3 separate regions of the Mus musculus genome follow, and all the other regions are linked to region 1. Evidence: chromatin loops called from intact Hi-C (ENCODE). Cell type or tissue: left cerebral cortex. All regions are shown on one strand.

Evidence for each region. Hi-C counts contacts between places; a loop is a spot of excess contacts. Peaks named below come from ENCODE experiments on the same cell type or tissue, not always from the same donor. Only the 100,000 strongest peaks of a DNase experiment are listed, where the experiment ranks them.
Region 2: a loop joins it to region 1, with 5 times the contacts of the local background. A loop is called at or near these places in 4 of 42 quality-filtered maps.
Region 3: a loop joins it to region 1, with 7 times the contacts of the local background. A loop is called at or near these places in 5 of 42 quality-filtered maps.

Annotation. Positions count from the first base shown.
Region 1 is chr3:146,619,221-146,621,720 of GRCm38, reverse strand. All of the region lies in intron 4 of Uox (urate oxidase), which reads right to left. Among named protein-coding and RNA genes, the nearest start is that of Dnase2b, 4.9 kb to the right of the region's middle. In left cerebral cortex, no CTCF peak of the experiment used is centred here; DNase peaks (open chromatin) are centred at 437, 1,047 and 1,438; H3K27ac peaks cover 2,145 bases.
Region 2 is chr3:146,765,386-146,767,885 of GRCm38, reverse strand. The region is part of intron 1 of Prkacb (protein kinase, cAMP dependent, catalytic, beta); the gene reads left to right. Among named protein-coding and RNA genes, the nearest start is that of Prkacb, 46 kb to the left of the region's middle. In left cerebral cortex, no CTCF peak of the experiment used is centred here; DNase peaks (open chromatin) are centred at 846, 990 and 1,414; H3K4me3 peaks cover 1,484 bases; H3K27ac peaks cover 1,454 bases.
Region 3 is chr3:146,708,577-146,711,076 of GRCm38, reverse strand. No RefSeq gene overlaps it. Among named protein-coding and RNA genes, the nearest start is that of Gm36521, 25 kb to the right of the region's middle. In left cerebral cortex, no CTCF peak of the experiment used is centred here; DNase peaks (open chromatin) are centred at 116, 954, 1,230 and 1,810; H3K27ac peaks cover 425 bases.

The sequences.
Region 1 (2,500 bases):
GAAACATGATTTTAAAAGGATAAAAGCAAATCTTTAAGAGGACAATTTTCCTATGAGTTGCTAGGAAAAAGTAACTCCAATCATTGCATTACACACAAAGTTATGGGATCTAAAATGCTTTCACCGATATCTCCTTCTGGAAAACAAAACCCCCGCCCCTCCAAATGAAACAGAAAACAGCCCTAAACCAGAACTAAAACAAATAGAACCCCTCAAAGGCGAATGAGAAGGTGAAGAGAAGAGAGGCTGAAGGCTCTGTCTCCATCTTCTCCAGTGCATCTATGTGACTTTGGTCCCCAGCATCTACTTTGCTCACCAAGCTTTGGCTCCTCCCGTAATCTTACTCATCAAGACACTGTTGTGTAGTGTTGTGTACCTAGAATCCCCAGCTTTGGCATTCAGAGTTCCCTCAGATCAAGTCCCAATGCCCTTCCTACCACAGCACTCTCCGTTTCCATGGAAACAGTGCCTCTGGAGGAGTCACTTCCCCTCTTCCTATCTTGATTTTCTCATCTTTGGGATGGAGATGGTAGCCATGCCTGGTTTTTTTGGAGTTGATGTGTTTCTAGGGTAACACACATGAGGGTTTCATAGAATAGCCGCTGTGTCCAAGATGCACTGTGAACGTCTCCAGGGTGACCTTGCTGCAACTGGCTTTCCCACAGCCACACTAACCACCTGTCGGATGCTTCCTGTGCCCCACAGGCTCAACGGACTCTGAAACCAAAGGCCTTCATCCTGCGGTCCTCCAGCCCTGGAGTGACACATATCGACCCTGGCTGGCCATCTTGAGATGATTCACTCTCGCTGCACGCTGGAAACAGGAGAGAGGCCTTCCACTTTCAAATGTGCTTTGGCACCGGATTCCCACAGCGTAAGTGCCTTCTGTTCCCAGGGACAGTCAACTACTGCCAGTTTTGTCCGAGTGGAAGCCAACTACTCTGATGCCCTCCTCACTCGGAACAAAACCAACAAAAACCATCCTCTTTGAATGTTGAAAGCATTTTTTTTTTCCTCCTTGGCACACATCAGACCGACTGGATGAAATCAGAGTGCTTATTTTATCTTCTCTGTTGGCAGCGCCCCAGCCTGCTGAGCACTGGTAAAAACCTGAGGCTTTCAAATGCATGGGGCCATCAACTAAAAATATGCCACCACACACACACACTCTCTCTCTCTAAAAAGATCCCAGTTTAGATCCAAAAGAAGTAATTCAACCAGAAGCAGTGTCATCTGGGTACCATGACATGAAAGCGCTCAATCAGCCTGTGACCTTGCCCCGGAAGTCCGCACCACACCTCCCTCAGCACCTCCATGGTCGAGGGTTAGTGCAACAGGAAGGTTTTTCACATTTTACATCACTAGAGTATAATCTCTTCAGCTCCTGGTGTCCTCCTACACACTCGGCAGACTGTGGTTGATCTCTCAGAGAAGCGTGCATCTACCGTTTAGCTCTCGAGGGGAAAGAAACTCACTTCAAATTACTAGGAAACAAGCCCAGAGCCTTACCTACGCATCAGGTGTCAAAAAAGCACAAAAAAGCTTCACTGAGCTGAGGTGGGGGGGAAGAACAGTCATGAAGAGGATAATTGCTTCCATAGTTAACGCCTCCAAAAAGTGGACGAAAATAGCTAAAAGGAGGATATTTTAAAACCATATTAAATCATTCTACTATCAAACTGCAAACTTGTAAAGGATAGAGGCAAAAAAAATCGACTAAGTCAGAGGTTCTCAACCAGTGGGTCACGACTCCTGGGGAGGGTCAAACAAACCTTTTAGCCTTTTACAGGGGTCACCTAAGACCATCGGACAACACAGATATTTACATTAGGAGTCATCTGAGTAGCAAAATTACAGTTATGAAGCAAGAACAAAAATAATCTTGTGGTTTGGGTCATCACAACACGACAAACTGCATGGAAGGGTAGATTCCTTAGGAAGGTTGAGAACCACTGAATTAGGTTTGTCTCTGTGGATCCATCCTGTGCCTCCAGGGACCTTCAAAGTCCAGGCTGTGCGATTCTGGGAGTGAAAGAGATGATGCCACCAGGCAGAGGACTAACTTGGCTTTACCTCAACTAGGCACAGAGCAAGGTGATTTTAGAACCTTGTGTCAGTCAAGAACTTCTCTTAAGAACCAAAGAGCTAATGTGGTACATCTACACAATGGAGTACTACTCAGCTATTAAAAAGAATGAATTTATGAAATTCCTAGCCAAATGGATGGACCTGGAGGGCATCATCCTGAGTGAGGTAACACATTCACAAAGGAACTCACACAATATGTACTCACTGATAAGTGGATATTAGCCCAAAACCTAGGATACCCAAGATATAAGATACAATTTCCTAAACACATGAAACTCAAGAAGAATGAAGACCGAAGTGTGAACACTATGCCCCTCCTTAGAAGTGGGAACAAAACACCCTTGGAAGGAGTTACAGAGACAAAGTTTGGAGCTGAGATGAAAGGATGGACCATGTAGAGACTGCCATATCC
Region 2 (2,500 bases), 150 kb before region 1:
CTTCATGTTTCTGCCTCTTCAGATGACTTTTCATACTGAGTTTTAAATTGAAATAAGTCCATTTCTTAATACAGTGTGAAACTTGCAATTCTGGAATTGCAAATCTGGAATCTAAAGATTAAGCTCCTTAGCAAGTTAGGGGAGATCCACCTGTGCGTCATGTATGAGTAATGACCTCCCATAGTTATATTCCTTGTAGAAATCACACAAACAATAATAGCTTTCAGTATCTCCATTACAAACTCTGAAGGTGATGTTGCTATACTTTCAAAGCACAAAAGCGGATTATATATTTGCCTGTGAGTCTCTGGATCTTAAGTGAAAGCTATCCCTTGAGGACTTTAATTGTTCTCATCTGCTCTTTCCTCTCTGGCATCGAAAGATTGCTTGTAAATGGAAGAAGAGCCTTGGCTGCCCCCTTGTAAGTTGCTTTCATTTGGTGAGGATTTTCTCTTGTTAAGCAAGTTTTGTGAAAACATTGTAAAGGAGTTCTCCCCAAATTCATCTGGGTTCCATACGGCCCTCCGACTAGACGACATGGCACAGCATGCACAGCGATAGGTGCTGTTGCCTTCCGAGGCAAAGGAAGAGCTAAGCTTTGACAAGGACCAGCACTGGCACTGGTGAAGGAGCCTGGAATTAAAACACCTTTCTCCACTTTTCTTTCTGAGACCACGTGATTTCATTATTTTCTCTGTGCCTGGTGTTCTATCATCACAGCATGTAGCAGGTTGCAGTGCTGTTTGTGTAAGATGGAGCTGAGTCATCTGACACATTGAGTTACTGTGCACTCCTGGTTCACATACCAATTCCTATTCGGAAAACCGGAGCCAGCAAGCTGTGGAGAAGAAACACCAGTCAACAGGTCCTTTGTTACAGCTGATAAGGGGAGCAAGAGCGGGTCTTCTGTACACGGTGGGGTGACTAGAGAGGATGATTTTGCATTCTGTTGTTTCAGTGGAAGAAGATTTCTTATGATCTCACTGCAAAAATAGGCAGGAGGAGACAGATCCGCTCACTCTGATTTGCACATCACACAGGACATCCACTTATGGAAACATCATGTGACACACTGCAGATATGTACAAATTCTAGGCTGCTCGGGGAGCCTGCTTCCTGGTGCAGCTCACTGAGCGTCAGTGTGAAGAAAAAGCACTAAGTAATGGTTCTCGGAAGTGTGTGGACCTAAGCAGGAGTGAGCAGCTGGTTCACGCCCTCTCCTCTGTCTGACCGAGAACACATGAGCCGAACACTGAAAGCGCTGCTTTTGCCCCCAGTGAGGACGGACCTCTGTCCGATGAGGACTGTTCTAGAGCGGATTGTGCTCTGGATTACTTGCCTTCCAGTAAGAGAAGCAACCATTTCATCCTCACTGATTTCCTGGGATGAAGCTTGTGAGGAAATGAGTGCAGGACAACACTGCCTGTTGCTTCTGTGCTCCTCCTAGCCCTGTTGGGACAGCCAGGAATTCATTAGGTCATGGCAAATTGAAAGGATGGCCTTTGTTTTCTGGATACAACAGGGCTCTCCCTTGCTGTGCTGGCACCAATACCAGCAAGTTCCTTGTGATCCTAGACACTTGCACATTTCTTTGTTGTTGTTAATGAGTCTGAGTGTTTTGCCTGCTTGCATGTATGTGACTACAGCGACCAGACATCAGATCTCCCTCAGGAAATGGAGCTTCAGATGCTTGTGAACCTCCATGTGGGTGCTGAGAACTGAGCCTGGGTCCTCTGCAGGAGCAGCCAGGACTCTTGACTGCTGAACATCTCCCCAACCTCTACAACCACATTTCTGAAAGTTGCTGGATTATTTAATTAATACACATACATATGCGTATACAGAGAAAAATATCCAGAACTTAATTTTAATAGCACCTATATAGAAAATGAGAGATCCAAAGAAAAATACACTATGTTGTTTTAGATCGTGTGTAAAGATTTTAAAACCTTCCCATTGTTTGTGGATAAATAAGCAAAAAAAGAAAAGAAAGGAAAGTGGAGCCTATAAAAAGGGTTACACATGATTAAAGGATAAAATCACAGCCTTCAATAGGAAAAGAATGAACTTATATTCAGAAATATGTGTTTAAAAAACTACAGATAGCATCTAAATTAATTCTTCAATGTTTTGAGTGAACATAAAATCTATGAAATAAGACAGAGGAAATAATCCTGAAGGGACTGGAGACATGGCTCAGCAGTTATAAGCCTTTTCTGCTCAGTCGTAAGGACCTGAATTCAAGTGCCAGCATACAATCGTCTGTAATTCCAACTCCCAAAGATCCATGGCACCAGCACACTTATGTGCATGTATATGCACACATACACATAGGCATTTGCATACACATTCATAAATAAAGTGAATCTTTTAATAAGAACAAGGCTGGGATGAAAAAAGGGGCTGAAAATAAAATAGAAAAGAAGCATAATATTATGATAAGGAAATATGATGAGAAAATTCATGTGGTGCTTGCAAGATAACAGGCAAGCTGAATTAG
Region 3 (2,500 bases), 89 kb before region 1:
TATTTAAGCATTCCCAATATGTGGATGTGTGTGTGTGTGTGTGTGTGTGTGTAGCAGGAAAAGGCCATTTGACTCTTCCCCGAAGGATTGGATTCAGGAATATGCTCCTGTTTCGTATATTTCTCTCTCTAATACATAATCAGCTTGTAAAACACAGATCCACCACGGAAGTGTCTCTGTTATTCTAGGATGCTACCACAGGTGGCTGTCCAGTAAGGACACGGGGAACTGAGAACTGTGATCATCAGTTACTCACAGAGTAACTCTGAGTTCAAGTTCTCACCACTCACCGCTCATCTACACATCTGTAAAGTAGAAACCGCGTGCCTTTCCCCATTGCTTGGTCGGCAGTAGAGCGATGAGAACATCGAATTTCTGGTTGGGTTTGAACAGGATCCGAAGCAATCAGTACATGATACAAAGTGGACAGACTGCTCTGCAGCGGGCTTCTCAGACATTTCTCATCATAGCTCCGGCGTGCCCAAGATACCACCATGCCACCATCAGCTTTTAAACCAGGTATATAAACCAAACACTTACTAACACTAAATGAAAAGACATTTATTTGAAAACAGTTCTTTGGTAGACATATAATTTTGCCACTTATTAAATCAAAACCAAATCTACATTCTGATGAAGAGACCGATCTGCTTATTTATTCTCATGCAAAGGCTTGACTTGTGACCGAATATTTGACTCTGAAAGACATGAAGTGTCTTTAAAAATGTTCAGCATTAATTGATATTTTGGTTTTATAATTGTCAGTGCTGAGAATCCCCGCTCCACATAAATAGACAGGACAAGATGACAAACATATGTTTAGGGACATTTCAGAAATCATTGGAAATGCTTTCTTATTACAAAGCCAGAACTCATTTCACAGTTATTTATGCAACCCAACTCAGCAGCTCAAACGCTCTAACTCAATACAATCCAAAGACAGATTCATTTGATGCAAGCTAAAGAATGGCAGTAGGGAATATTAAAAAGTTGTTGTTGTCCATAATTAAATCATTGTTTCCATACGAGCAGAGAACTTGGCATGCCCAGTAAAAACACTGCAGTTCTTCTCACACATAGTCTCCAGTCTGAGCTGGGATGTTCGAGATGTGCTGTTCGCTAGTGCTGCACTGCCTGACATGTATAGAAGGTCCATTTGTGTGTCAACAGCAAGGCTCTTGGGAATCTACATATATGACACAGGTGCACGCTGCCAGAAACATCTCCGGTTCATTCCACATTTCTTATGAACTAACGTTGGATCGTTGCATGTTCACAAACCTTTCCATGTTTCTAAACCTTTTCATGACTCTCATTCATTTACATGATCTCCTCCGGGCTTAGGGCTCACACTATAAGAAACTGTGCTCATCATGAGGTACGTAGCGAACGTAGCTACAGGGATGGTAGTAATACAAACAAACAAGCTATCTAGAAAATATCATTCAGCACAGATTGGAACATAAAACAACAACACAAAATGAGAGGACACAGGTCCTTCGAACAGACCCCCTCAGTGTCCTTCCTGAACTTAGTCTAGACTCCCTTCATCAGTAATTTGAAGCTGAAAGTTCTAGAAATACAGCATATTAGAATCAGACATCTTAATCCTTATTCACAACACACCAGCACTGTGGGTTCATTTAATGTTCTCCATCCCTCTCAAAGCAGCTCCCTGGGGCCTCTCCTTTCCTTGCTTTGCCACCATACCATCCCCTGAATTTGTCCTGACATTACTGACTTGAACTGAGGCCCACTTCCTGCCTACTGAATTACTCCAGTGTTCTTAGTCATTCATTCCCATGACTAAGCCTCAGAAAGACACCCTGTCTATAAAGAGATTATGTCTAGGTTCCTTGGGTAACAAGAGTTGTCACTTGCTCTGGCCCTCCCCTCCCAAGCTGGCTTTATCCTTGCTTGTCTCCCATGTTAGGCCGACAGGGTAGCAACAAGTACCTGCTTGTAAGATGCTCACTGATCAGTAGTGCTCACCCCTTTGTGTGGTCCCTCCATATAGACTTGTGAAAAATACCAGGGCAGAAATAAGGGTTTCCTTGAAGGGATTGCTCTTTCTCCCTTCTTCCTTTCTTCCTGCCTCCATCCTTGCGATGGAATCTATGGAGAGGTTCTTGTAACAAGAGATGGATATTTCAGCTCACAGCAGCATAAGCAAACACAGTCCCGTGTCCGTCCCCCCCCCCCAAGCCTCACAAAGCCCATAATATCCAGCCACGTTGTTGAGGCTATCATGGATTCATGACTCTCAGACACTGTGAGATCCCAAACACACATTGTTATAACATTATAATCAGAGAGTTATAATGACACCATGGTATATAACTAATTCAAATGTCATCTTCATTGCTGTCTCCTGTCCCTACCACATCTATCCCTACCAGCCACTGGCACCCATGCAAGCCTTAGCTAAAAATTAACTCTATAAATCTCTCCCACATCTCACCTCCAGTGTCACATTAGTTACACAGACCTGTGTGGCAGG